Linked DNA regions of Homo sapiens: regions 2 and 3 are each linked to region 1. A link is a contact called in ENCODE Hi-C or POLR2A ChIA-PET data. All regions are on one chromosome and are shown on one strand. The core of a region is the stretch at or near the end of the contact, and the rest is flanking DNA. Distances in the headings are between cores, read along the strand shown.

Region 1 (4,497 bases), core at 937-3,436:
CAAAGGTGCGAAGGCTAAAACTGCTGCAGCCATATTGCAACCATGAAGTCAATGTCGAGAGAATCACAGAAATGATGGCCCTGCTGTTCTTGAGCTATTGAACCAACAAAGGTAACTGCCTACCTGTAGATTTGAGGTCTTGTTTAAGCTATTATAATGGAATCTTTTCGAAAAAAATGTGGGCCCAAATGCATTCCTAACTGTACAGCCATTAAAAGGACAACTTTAGTCCTCTCTTTCATCCTCACAATTCATTACTCCTCTTATAGTCACTGATAACACCATCTAATCACCCTAACTAAAAAACTCAGTTATCCTTGATTTCTTATTTCCCCTCATCCTCTAGGTAATCAAGTCTTATTTATCATAGCTGGCTAGTTTTCAAATGTATCTCTGCTTCTCCATTCTCACTGACACTGTTAGTTTGGACTTTCTCTCCAACTCATGTCTGGACTGCATTAACAGCGTCCTAACTAGTATCCCTGCTTCCAGTCTGCTATCTATCATGCTTTAGAATTTTTTCTCTAAAATCTTATCAAGATATTCTCCTGCTTAAAAATCTTAAGTGGCTTTTTGTTGCCCACAGGATGAATCACGAACTCCTTGCCGCAGGTATCATTTGTTGTTGTTGTCTGCATGTTTAGACCGCATCTCTCATACCCAATCTGGCACAAAGTAGGTGCTCAAGTGTGTGTTAAATGACTTTAATCTTTTGTATAGCTTGTTTGATATCATACCACTTAACTACTTAATTAGACTAAGTACAGTGGTAGCATGCTGGAAACTCAATGAAGATTTGTTGAATGTAGTTTCCAGATTCTACAGTAAAACAATCCTTTATCAGTAGTTCCTGATAACACGCATCTTGGTGTGCATTCAGTTGATCTAGCCTAGTTTACAGGAAGAGGCTCCCTTCAGTAATGTACTGTATGGCCTTTCAGATTATAATTAGTCATCTATATTCTCTAGATTGGGCTTGTGCCAAGACTGTAAGTTAGGAAGGTAGGTGGAGTCTGTGTGGGCATTTCTGACAATTTTTTGATCCACGAATAGCTCCTAGCAAATTTACAGCCTGCCTGCCAGCAAGCTGTGCCAAGTTAACTAAAACAGTACGGGCCACAGCCATTAGCTGCTGCTACAAACGCTTCGCTTTGCGAAGCAACGCTGAAGGCGCTCTTTTGGAACTCGGGGGGTTGGGGGCGTGCAGCCGCCGCATTGCAGCACACAACGGAAGGCTTCAGACGCTGGAGCTGCCGTCCGCACCCAGATGTCTCTCTCTCCCTTTTCCCCTAACCTCCCCCAACTGCGGGCCCTTTTGGGTGCTGCTCTGACTTCTTCCTTGGCCTTGGGAAAAGCCGAAGCGGCTCTGGAGAGAGGAGGGCATGGTTTGGAGAAGAGGTGCTGCGGCAACAAAGCGACCCGCCCAACGCCTCCTCAACTTTCTCCTGCCCCCGGTCTGGTATTGTTTAGTCCTACTCATTCCCACTTTCCGAGCCAGCCTGCAAAAATCTGTATTTCAGGGGAAATTCCAAGGGATAAAACACCTCCTTCAGCATAACAATTGGTGTTTTGCTCTCTAGATTTCCTAGCAATGAACTTGTCGGGCCTCTCCATCCGCCCGTCTAGGCCCAAGGCCTCGGCCGCCGCGGCTACTCGGAGTGCCCCTCTGCCGCGCACGCGCCCCTCAAGGGCTCTCCCATGACCTTTCCCGGGAACCCCCTTCAATTACGCTTCCCGTCACCTCGCGCCGCCCCCGCCCTTCCTGCTCTTTCCGTTTCCTCTTTCGCGCCTGCGCGGCCCCAATTGTTTTGGCTTTCCGGTGGCATCCGGCAGAGGAAAAGGGCGGGGGCAGCTAGAGTAAGGGAGGGGCGGGGGACGGTCGCGAGGACCCGGGAAACTGCAAAACTGCCGCTGGTGCCGACAGGCGCGCGCGCGCGCGAGGCGGGAGGGCGGCGTGGCGAGGGCGGGCGCGGCAGGCTGGCCAGCGGTCCATTGCGCGCGCGTTCCCGGGCCGCGGGCGGGGGCGAGAGCGCGCGGCGGGGGCGGGGGCGGGGGCGGCGGGGGCGGCGGGCCCGGCGTCTCGCGGCCCCGGACTGACAAGGCGGCGCGGGCGGGCGGGCGGCGCGGCTCCCGGGGGAGGAGTCTGGCGGTGGTCGGGCCCTGAGGAGCGTGCGGCGGCGCCCGCAGAGGACGCTGCTTTCCGCGCTGGACGGACCAAGCGAGGGAGGGTGCGAGGGGAAACCGGAAGGAAGAGGCGGCGGCGCCAGCCTTCCTCGGCCGGAGGCGGAGGCGAGACCCCAGGCGAGGCCGCGGCGGGAGGGCCACGCCCCCGCCGCCGCGCCGGAGGGGCCCAGTGTGGACGGGGCCACCGGCTGGAGCGGATCCCACACCTCCGGACCGAGGGACGCGGGTGAGCAGGCGACAGTAGCGCCGGGCAGGCTGGGAGCCCGCGGCGACCTGTGGAGGGGCCGGGGAGGAGGGCTGTGGCGGGAGGGGGCTCGGCCCTTTGTGGCTCGGCGGGTGGGAGGCGGCGGCCGCGGCATCTTTCAAACCCGAGACGCTTCCGCCGCGGGCGGGGGAGGGGCGCGGGCGGCCGGCGCCGCCCTCCGCACCCCGCGGCGGCCCCAGGGCGGCGGAGCTCCGGGCAGGTCCGCGGGGAAGGGGCGGCCCGGTACGCCGCTAGCTGGGCGTTTCCGGCCCCGGCACCGGGCGCCTCGGCGCCCGCGGGGCTCCCGGGCGGCGCCTTGGCCTCGGCTCGCGCCCGCCCTTACCGAAGTAAAGCTGTTTCCCTTAAAGACTCGCGACGTGTTCGCGACATGGTGGGCCGAAGGAGGACACCCCCTTCCTTCTGTATTCCCCCCGCGTACATCTGAACTAACCAAGAGAGGTCTAGACGAACAGAGCTCCTGTTATGGTCTATATCGACTTAAAAAAGAAAGCAGAAACTGCCCTTTGAAACGGAAAATTGTGTACGTGTTTACTTTGTGAAATCTTTAACTTCCTTGAATTCGACCACCTCCTTCTCCCTACGGATTGAACAACCGGGGAATAGAAAAATCGCTTAGTTTGGTGTGGGGCGGTTATTTTGAGTTAACATCTTTTTTTCCCTTGGGCTTAGCTATCTAAGAACTCTACCTGCCTCAAAAGGTAGAGGAGCGTCCATCCCACGGGCTACCACGGTGACCCCTTCCAGTGAAAATAGGAAAAGAATTCAAAATACAAAATGAACTTTAAAAGGGTGTGTGTGTGAACTATCTTCTGTGTCAATTAGCCTTATGAAGACGTAGGCAACAGGACTGGTCACGTGTTGTTTATACTTGAATCTGTACGTCGGGCTCACAGCATTTAGGCATTGAGAAACGAAACCCTATCAACGCTGTGCACTGACCAAAATGATATTTTCTTTTATCGAGGCAACTAATTAACAGGGATCTTCCCCCTCTTCCCTCTGAGTTGTACATTTTTGCCGAATTTGAGTAGTATGGGTCTTAGATCTCTTGTAATTGTGAATGACTTAGTTTGGTTAACCTTTGATAAGGACTTTTTTCCCCGACTTTTTTTTCTGATCTAAAGTAAATTGAAAAGCCAGTCGGTTGTTTTCTAATCTCGATGATGTGGAATTTTGCTATTCTTTCCATCTGGCTGATAACTAATGTTAAGCTTACTTCTTCACTTTGATCTTCTGTTGGCTTAGTGCTTATTGAAGCCCTTTTAGGTTGGGGCCTGGAATCCTCAAGAGGTTGTTTTCTGTCAGTAACTCGGGAGTGCTGTGGCCTTTCTGTTGAGCATGCTCTGTAGTCCACACGTTTCCACATAGTGGTGTTTTCTTTGCACAGTTTTGTAGGAAGACTTTATGAGTGCTGTAACTCTACTCCCCTTTTTGCTCTCATAAGAAGCATTATAAAATGTTAACTTATGTTATTCACAGGGCATGTAAGGAGATGGGAAGGAATAGAGGTATCAGTACATATGTCCATGCTCCTCCATAGATTTTCTTCTGGTTGGTAGAAATGTTGAGCTTTTCATTCCTAAACATTGAACATTGAATGTGCAAGGTGAATTCCTAGAAACTTGAATGCAGTCTTAAAAGCCAAATGATAACATTGGTTTTTCCAAAAATGTTACACATTTAGAAAAGAGTCCCCCTTCCCCTCTTCTCTTTGCCCACATTCCTAAGACAAGTAAGGCCAGGAAAAAGGATTGATCCTGGTGTCATAAAATATGAGTGAAAATTTCAAAGTCCTTTGTTAGCTTAATCTTTTCAGTTTTGTAGAGTTTGAATAGACCAACTGATACTTAAATAACTCAGTATTAGAAATGACAGGTTGATCTCAAGTAATTTTTTTTTGAGACAGAGTCTCTTGTCACTCAGGCTGGTGTGCAGTGTCACGATCTCGGCTCACTGCAACCTCCGCCTTCAGGGTTCAAGTGATTCTCCTGCTTCAGCCTCCTGAGTAGCTGGGATTACAGGCGCGCCCCACCAGGCCTGGCTAATTT
Region 2 (4,497 bases), core at 544-3,043, 8.1 Mb after region 1:
CATAATCTGCTAAACATTCATTCATTATCTAACACAATAGTTTAAAAAAATCAAGGTTGGGTTTTTATGAGATGTGTGTATACTGTAGGGGTTCTCTTGTAATTCATATGGATGTATATTTATCCCTGTTTTATGGGGTTTAAAATTATTACAGAAGAGGCGTATGGTTTTTATATACTGTGTTTACATTCGGCCATACCTGTAAAGATGCCAAATTCTTCATCAAAGCTATAGTGCTCCTCTCCCACATTGCTACATTGTTTTTGTGGGATGAATATAATCTACTTCATAATAATCCACTTTAAAATATGTTTACATTATGGGGGAGAGGAACATTTCATAGCTTTCCTTCCATTTCATAGTGGGTCATGCCAGCTGGGGTGGAGAAGTGGGGAGTGGGGATTGTCTTGAGCTGATTAATGGTTATTATTATTATAGATAGTGTCTCACTATGTTGCCCAGGCTGGTCTTGAACTCCTGGATCCTGGGCTCAAGGGATCCTTCTGCCTCAGCCTCCCAAGTAGCTGGAATTACAGGGCTATGCCACTGCACCTTGATTTTGTTTTATATGATCCCATGGTTTCAAAGCTAGCTCCGTTGTTTTCATCGAAAGACAGCTAGTGAAGAAAAGGAGAAGAATGTAGCATTTTTTAATATAAGGTATCTCCAAGTGGTAGGATTTTTTTAAAAAAGATAACTGGATATGGTGGCTCACACCTGTAATCCCAGCACTTTGGGAGGCTGAGGTGGGAAGATCACTTGAGGCCAGGAGTTCCGGACCAGTCTGGGCAACATAGCATGACCCCATCCCTACAAAAAGTGAAAAAATTAGCCGGGCGTGGTGGCACACACCTTTAGTCCCAGCAACTTGAGAGGCTGAGACAGGAGGATCACTTGAGCCCTGGAGGTCAAGGCTGTAGTGGGCTGTGATTGTGCCACTGCACTCCAGCCTGGGTGGCAGAGGGAGACCCTGTCTCAAAAAAAGAAAAAAGACAACATCAAAGGAAATCAGAGAGTTACATTATGGGATTAGGTTTCTAAGTCAGTGCTTGAAGTGAAAGTTGCCCTTGAAAATCCCACAGGCACAGAAGGGCTCACGTTCTTAGGAGGCACATGGGAACTAAGACAAACCAAAGAGCAGCAGATTTGAGTCTCCTGCTTTGTATTGCAGCTGGCGTTGGTGTTTATTGAGGAATCTGAAAGATGCCTACATGATTTACGTCTTTGTCTCTACCTTTCTTTGGCCCACACTGGTACGGCTGTAATCCCATGAGTCACATCTGGGTGTGGCGTGTGTGACCACATCCTCCCAGCCGTGCAGTCCTCCTGCTGGAGGCCTGGCATACAGAAGTAGTTTTCAAACCATGTTCCTCAGCTGAGGGTCCCAAGGAAGGTGAACAGCTGTGGATTTGTCACCCACTGCCCTCCCTTCCTCCCCACCTGTTTATCTCAAGCAAGGGCTCAGTATTCTGGGTTCTTGATAAGACGGGTCTGAAAACTGTACAGCTGCTTAAAACATTTTTTTTCTTCTTTTTGCAAAGTTTGAAAACCAGTGAGGTAAACCAAAACTGCTGGGACTTACCGCTACCTCTTCCCTGACTATTGGTGTGGCTTGGGAAATGTTACTTTATCTTTCTGGTTTCAGTCTCTTCGTTTATAAGGTGCAGGCTTTGAGCTAGATACTCTCAATGTAAGACACCTCTGTTAAGAATCAGCTACATCAGAGAACTTTCTGGAAACACCCTTGGCAGCATTACTGTGGTTTCACCAGTGCTGAATTAGAATGACAGCATATACACCTCTCAACGTTCCCTGAGTGTGACTGAGATGAGGAAATAGAGGGAGGAGCCATTTTCTCTTCAGCCTCTTCACTGCTGAATAAAATGAGTAATGACCCCTTGCCAAAGGGCACTCTCTGCTCCAGGGGATTCTCTTTTCTGGAATGAGATTACTTATTTGCTTAAGATAGTTTTATTAGACCAAAAATAAATAAAATTTCTTAACAGTTGACTAACATTTCCTCAACAATTGTGTTTACCTTTTTTTTTTTTAATAGAAACACTCTTTTTTAAAAAAATTACCTTGCATTGGTCTTCTTGTAGGTGATTTGAAAAGAGGCTGGACTTTATGATGCAGAGTTTTCAAGAGTTAAATTGGCTGAGCCCGAGGAAGAACATTTTGGGTTGCATTTAAAATACTTGTTATTTGATATCTTAATTAAAACATCTGCAGCTACTTTCAGAACAGCTAATAAGAGATGTTGACATTGGTAGCCAATGTCAGATTATATGTTATGGATGAGCAGTCCTCACATGTCTCCGTTTTTATTTTTATGTCTTTCAAAATGCGCCTCTATCCTCATCACTCGCCACCTGGCCGCCCTCCCACGGAGGCTTCTGGAGGCTTCCGTTCAAGGGCCTTCCCCTCAGCCTTGACCAATCTGAGCAAGTGGGAGCTGACTGTATCAGGAGCGCCCTCTTGAGGACACACTTGATGAGGGAAACTAAAGAAGTTTTTCCTTCAGTTCAGCATTGCACGCTGTTACATCTCAGTGCAGGGGAGAAAGAATGGATTTCATGAGACACAAAAGTTCATTCATTTTTTGTTTTTCTGTCCTTTGTTTCCATCAGGTCAGCCACCATCCGCCTATCTCTGCGTGTCATGCTGAGTCTAGAAATTTTGTTTTCTGGCAAGGTAATGTGCTAATACATTTTACTTCCATCATATTGTGTAATATGTTATCTATTTATTTTATCCAAGAATTGCTGTCAATTCTTACTGAGATCAAAAGTGGTCCTTGGATTTGGGCCTGGTTGGAAGGATCTGCGCCACCTGTTCTTGCCTCTCATCTCTCACTTAGTTTATCTGAGCCACCTCCATTTATTTCTGTAACTTTATCTTATGTAAAAATCATTTGAAATGCCTCACATATTTCAAGAGACATTAAATATTTACAGTTGTTTATCAGAGTGTAGACAGCAGAGGGGTTTTCAGCTTTTGTCAAACTTAAATTTTATTTCTGAAGTCGTGTTTTACATTGCTTACTTCTTTTCATTTTTGAGATGATTGTTCCTAAAATTTTGTTCAGTTTATATTTTGAGTTGGGGTTGGGTGGGTAAATCTTCTAAAGAATAAATAAGGCTATAGATATTTCCTAGATGGATTAATTTTGTTAATCTCTCAATTTATTAAAAAAAAGTGTACTGTAGAAGGAACATATAAGCATCCTAGGTTTTTGGACAGTGAGCACATATACATTTTAAAAATATTTTTCTCTGCTACTAGTGATATCACACGTTACCTTTACACACACAGGCACACACACACACGCAGTCTATTAAACTTTAAAAGTACGAAACAGTATACTGTAACCCCCTTCCCCAGCCACTCAGTTTCTCTCTTTGGAGGCAATCAGTATTTCCAGTTTAAAGTGACAAGTACCATGGTTTTCTTTCTTCACCTTTGCTATTAAAGTTTAAAATTAAAACTGCTCTCTCACCAAAACCCTCTGGAAATATTCTCATAAGGTTCCTAGCCTCCTAATTGGTAAATCTCACTCATGCTATAAGCACCTCTTCTTTGTTTTTTCAAAAGTTGGATTTTTTTTTTTTTTTTTTGAAATGGAGTCTCAGTCTGTTGCTAGGCTGGAGTGCAGTGGTGCGATCTCGGCTCACTGCAACCTCCGTCTCCCGTGTTCAAGTGATTCTCCTGTCTCAGCCTCCCGAGTAGCTGGGACTACAGGCATGCGCCACTATGCCCAGCTAATTTTTGTATTTTTAGTAGAGATGGGGTTTCACCATGTTGGCCAGGATGGTCTTGATCTCTTGACCTTGTGATCCGCCTGCCTCGGCCTCCCAAAATGCTGGGATTACAGGCATGAGCCACTGCGCCCAGCCAAAAGTTGGATTTTTTTTTAATGCGAGGGGTCTTCTCAAAGTAGTTTTGTGTGCTCCTGTGTTACATCCTTCCCTTCTCAGCCTTAGCATCCTTCTCCTAGGCCATACTTCCCCATCAGCCTTTTCCTGAGCAATCTACCTATTTCCATGGGCCTAGGATTCCCAAATCTTGCTTTGTAACCCAGCCTGACATTTCTCTGCCTTTTATGTAGGTTGTGTAAACCATTTCCGTTTGTTGTGATTGTAGATGTAGCTGGGCTTAAATCTGCCCTCATGATGTTTCTTTTCTGTTTGTCACATCTGTTCTTTGTTCTCCGTTTCCTCTTTCTCTGCCTTTTGGATTGAATAATTTCTATCATTCTCTTTCATCTCCCCTGTTAGCTTATTAGCTATACTTACCTGTTTTGTTTCTTGTTAAAGTTGTTACTTTAGGATTTATGTTATATATTTTTAATATCATCAAATAATATTATGCCAGTTTCATATAGTGAGATTTACAGAAGTATACTTCCATTTTCCCTTCCCAACCTCTCTACTATTTTTTCATACGTCTTCTGTATATCATAAACCATGTAGTACATTGTTAATACTTTAGCTTTAA
Region 3 (4,497 bases), core at 882-3,381, 5.2 Mb after region 1:
GAGAACTATAAACAGCGGTCTACAATTTAAGAACGTGATGGGCTGGGTGCGGTGGCTCACACCTGTAATCCCAGCACTTTGGAAGGCCGAGGCAGGCGGATCAAGAGGTCAGGAGTTCGACACTAGCCTGACCAACATGGAGAAACCTCGTCTCTACTAAAAATACAAAAATTTGCCGGGTATGTGTGGGGAAAAGCAAGAGAGATCAGACTGTTACTGTGTCTGTGTAGAAAGAAGTAGACATAGGAGACTCCATTTTGTTCTGTACTAAGAAAAATTATTCTGCCTTGAGATTCTGTTAATCTATGACCTTACCACCAACCCCGTGCTCTCTGAAACATGTGCTGTGTCAAACTCACGGTTAAACGGATTAAGGGTTGTGCAAGATGTGCTCTGTTAAACAGATGCTTGAAGGCAGCATGCTCCTTAAGAGTCATCACCACTCCCTAATCTCAAGTACCCAGGGACACAAAAACTGTGGAAGCCTGCAGGGACCTCTGCCTAGGAAAGCCAGGTATTGTCCAAGGTTTCTCCCCATGTGATAGTCTGAAATATGGCCTCGTGGGAAGGGAAAGACCTGACCATCCCCCAGCCCGACATCCGTAAAGGGTCTGTGCTGAGGAGGATTAGTATAAGAGGAAGGCATGCCTCTTGCAGTTGAGACAAGAGGAAGGCATCTGTCTCCTGCCCGTCCCTGGGCATGGAATGTCTCAGTATAAAACCCGATTGTACGTTCCATCTACTGAGATAGGGAAAAACCGCCTTAGGGCTGGAGGTGGGACATGTGGGCAGCAATACTGCTTTGTAAAGCATTGAGATGTTTATGTGTATGCATATCTAAAAGCACAGCACTTGATTCTTTACCTTGTCTATGATGCAAAGACCTTTGTTCACGTGTTTGTCTGCTGACCCTCTCCCCACTATTGTCTTGTGACCCTGACATAGCCCCCTCTCGGAGAAACACCCACAAATGATCAATAAATACTAAGGGAACTCAGAGGCTGGCGGGATCCTCCATATGCTGAACGCTGGTTCCCCGGATCCCCTTATTTCTTTCTCTGTACTTTGTGTCTTTTTCTTTTCCAAGTCTCTCATTCCACCTAACGAGAAACACCCACAGGTGTGGAGGGGCAACCCACCCCTTCAGTGTGGTGGTGCGCGCCTGTAATCCCAGGTACTCAGGAGGCTGAGGCAGGAGAATCGCTTGAACCTGGGAGGCGGAGGTTGCAATGAGCCGCGATCGCGCCACTGCACTCCAGCCTGGGAGACAGAGCAAGACTCCATCTCAAGGAAAAAAAAAAAAAAAGAACGTGATGACTAGAAAACAAAAACTACAATGTTCTTTGAAGTTGAACAATCAGTTTGAAAAATAAATAAAACCTTATTAGAAGTCGGCATCATCAAACAATCCTTCAAGTTTACCCTTGAAAGGAACAGAACGAAAGAGAAAGGCTGTCCTAAGCTCCTTCCCTAAACCCGAAAAGCACTTTGAGGACGATCGACCCACTTTTAGTTTCTATTCAAATGATCTCTTTAAATCCTTTAGGAATTGAGCACCAAACTTGTAACTATTAATTGTTCGTGCACAGCTCGTAGAAATTTTAACATTAGCAGAATGCAGACAGCTGAAAAATCAAGATTTATTTTCCCATCTAAAGCCTAACATAATAGCAATTCATAACCACTGTGTGAAACCGGAAATCTAACACTGTGTATGTCTAAAGTCAAATGCCAGTGTTTTCTAACAAAACTTTTACCAATAAGGTGTGTACACACACCCACACAGACGCACGCTAAGCTCAATTTTTTACTAATAAGGTGTACGCGCGCGCGCGCACGCTAAACTCTAGCCACAGATTCCCTAAGCCAGGAGTGCAAGTCGGTCGGGACTAGTCCACACCTTGCGAACGGGGCGGGGTGGGGAATGGATTCCAGGTGAAGCAGGCCATCAGCCAGAACCGCCAACTCCGCCCGCGGCCCTCAAAAGTAGGCGGCGCAGGGAGTCTCCGCCCCCTTCGCCACCGGCGACTCAAACCAAAACAGCTGGGTTTCTCTCCGCAAAGGCAAACCCCAGCGTCCTTCTCGGACGCGACCTACGTGTTTTCTCAGCTTACTGCGCCGGTAAAACCCACACTGCCCTCAAAACAGTCACCCCAGAGTTTAGCCTTGGACACCAGAAGCTTTTCCTTCGGGGGTCGCCAGCGTCACTCGTCCCCAGCCAAAGGGCCCCCGTCCCACACGCCTCCCCCAAATCGCGAAGGCCTGTCCCACGGGCCTCCCACCGCGTGGGGCGGCCACCCGTTGCCATTCCAAAACTCCACAGCTGATCCGAGTCGCCCACACCCCCGTCACAATCGCAGTCTGGAAAGGAAGGTTTGTCTTCGGGAAGGAAAGCCTCGTCACCACAGAGACCTCTCCCGAGACCGGCCAGGCCCCTACAGTACAGGGGCTGAAGGGTGTAGCACGAGCCCTAAAAGAGATGCAGCTGGAGGCCGCCCCGCACAAGGCGCTGGGGTGGACCGGGGAGGCGCCTTACCCAGTGGAAAGACTCCCGGATCAAGGGAGAAAGTTACGCAGGCTTCCGATCCTGATCCGCCATCAGCCGCCGAACCTCTTCCGCCACTACCGCCTACCCCCAAAGACCGGCTACACCTCCCCTCCCAGCCGACAGTAGGCCTTGCGTCACTTCCGCCCACGGGGCGGTCTCTTCCGCCTCCTGCCTGGTTCGCCGCTCCCCTCCGCGACGACACGCCCCCAGCCCACTCCGCCGCGGGACGCCTCATCCCGCGGGTAGGCTGGCTCTCTCCTTACTTCGTCCTTGCTATTTTCGTTCAACTTAATCGCAGCAAAACAATGCGTCTGGATTTACATTCTGATTTTATGTTATTATTTTGACATACGAAAGGGGGAAACACACAGGAGGTTTAAGTAACTCACCAGCGATGTGGAAAGGGCAGCTCAGAGGTCCATGGACAGTACCGTATCCCTGTCTGCGTCTCAGTCGGCCTAAACTAGCCCACTCATTTTATAGATAAGGAAATAGCCAGAGAAGCAAGGGAGTGACCACACGGCTAGGGCTGCAAACCCCTGAGCACCAAGACTGTCTCTGAACTCCTGGCCCAGTCGTGTGCTTTTTTGGCTATGAAGTTTTGTTCACTGAAAGCTCCTAGGAGCTTTTCAGTTCTAATGCCCTCTGATTCTATTTGCTCTCGCTCCAGCAGAGGCCTCTTTTCTAGCCGCATTTCTGTGAGTTACCTGCTTTTGTTATCCGTATCATTTTCCGTGTGTGAATTTTCTCCCGCGTTCTGTTATTTCTAAAATCACTTTTGCTTGTTGTATATGTTGCCTTCCTATATTGGACATTCAGTTTGAATCGTAACTCCACAGAAGCAAATGTGTCCCATTCGAATTCATCATAGTCTTCTGTTGCCGTAAAACCCTGACAAACCTTGCAATAGCACCAGAAAGGATATGTAAATTAGATCGCATTAAATGTTGAAGCACATTCTAAATACAGAACATTCAAAATTATCTTTCATATACTTTCATCTTTACTTCCAGTTATTTCAGAAGACATTAGCTTTGATAACATAGGTTCTCAATATTTACAGACTGATTTGTTTCCTGTGTATTGACATTTTTGAACTTGGTCTTGTGCTGGGTATTATACTTGATCATAGAATTTCAGAAGAACCTTAATAGGCCATTTAGTCCCAGTCTCCTTATTTTATGGATGAAGAAAACGGTGTGAATAATCAACATAAGTTATCACTTGCGTTACTGGTAGCAACCTTCTGGTAGTAGAAATAACTGTGTCCCTTAAGAAATGTAAACATAGCAGTGAATTTTATAAGCACAATTTGTCAGAGATGTCACTCTTTGTTTAAATCACATTCCTATTTATATGTAATACATTTTTAATTACCACTAATTTTCAGTTAATGAAATCAGAAAAACAGTATGCTTAATAAAAACCATAATTGAAAGACTTTTTTTTTTGCCCTGAGAGGGACGGAGTTTCGCTCTTGTTGCTCAGGCTGCAGTACAGTGGCGCGATCTCGGCTCACTGCAACCTCCGCCTCCCGGGTTCAAGCAATTCTCCTGCCTCAGCCTCCCAAGTAGCTGGGATTACAGGAGCCAGCCACCACGCCTGGCTAATTTTTGTATTTTTAGTAGAGAGGAGGTTTCGCCGTGTTGGTCAGGCTGGTCTCAAAGGACATTTTCACAGGTATTTTTACTTTGTTATTTTTAATTATTTCTTGAATTTTTAGACCTTATTTTCCCCAGGAAGGTATTTGTTCTGGAATTTTAGCTTGCTTCATTCATTTTAATAATGATCCTTTAATTTTTAGACCAAGTTTTTCCCACCAAGATAAATAGATACCCTCTTAGTATTTAATTGAATTTCTGGGTTTTGGGGGAGTAGGGTTTGGGTTTTTTGTTTGTTTGTTTTTTGAGACAGAGTCTCGCTCTGTCACCTAGGGTGTAGTGCAGTGG

What was found. Hi-C counts contacts between places; a loop is a spot of excess contacts on that map. ChIA-PET counts read pairs that join two places held with the same protein, here RNA polymerase II (POLR2A). Pooled maps may share reads with other maps.
Region 2: a loop to region 1 is called in a pooled map, with 5 times the contacts of the local background. The contact joins the enhancer-like site here to the promoter of KBTBD2 in region 1. A Hi-C loop is called at or near these places in 4 of 50 pooled maps. POLR2A ChIA-PET finds 5 or more read pairs at or near these places in 2 of 52 experiments (BJ and RWPE1).
Region 3: a map of naive thymus-derived CD4-positive, alpha-beta T cell shows a loop between it and region 1 (15-fold over the local background). The contact joins the promoter of TAX1BP1-AS1 here to the promoter of KBTBD2 in region 1. A Hi-C loop is called at or near these places in 1 of 168 maps with a recorded cell type or tissue (naive thymus-derived CD4-positive, alpha-beta T cell), 1 of 37 single-sample maps with no recorded cell type and 6 of 50 pooled maps.

Annotation. Positions count from the first base shown.
Region 1 is chr7:32,889,449-32,893,945 of GRCh38, reverse strand. It overlaps KBTBD2 (kelch repeat and BTB domain containing 2), which reads left to right and starts at 2,186. Exons shown (of 4, transcript NM_015483.3): 1 at 2,186-2,410. RefSeq lists enhancers at 1,637-1,696, 1,402-2,105 and a silencer at 1,877-2,826.
Region 2 is chr7:24,818,372-24,822,868 of GRCh38, reverse strand. It overlaps OSBPL3 (oxysterol binding protein like 3), which reads left to right. Exons shown (of 23, transcript NM_015550.4): 17 at 2,631-2,694. Among named protein-coding and RNA genes, the nearest start is that of GSDME, 63 kb to the right of the region's middle. Within about 2 kb of position 1,793, at least 31 of the 41 ENCODE cell types and tissues checked have a DNase peak (open chromatin) inside an H3K27ac peak, as active enhancers do.
Region 3 is chr7:27,738,309-27,742,805 of GRCh38, reverse strand. It overlaps TAX1BP1-AS1 (TAX1BP1 antisense RNA 1), which reads left to right and starts at 2,131. Exons shown (of 2, transcript NR_187572.1): 1 at 2,131-2,790. It overlaps TAX1BP1 (Tax1 binding protein 1), which reads right to left and starts at 2,644. Exons shown (of 17, transcript NM_006024.7): 1 at 2,537-2,644. RefSeq lists enhancers at 983-1,846, 2,361-2,630, 1,847-2,709 and a silencer at 1,961-2,193.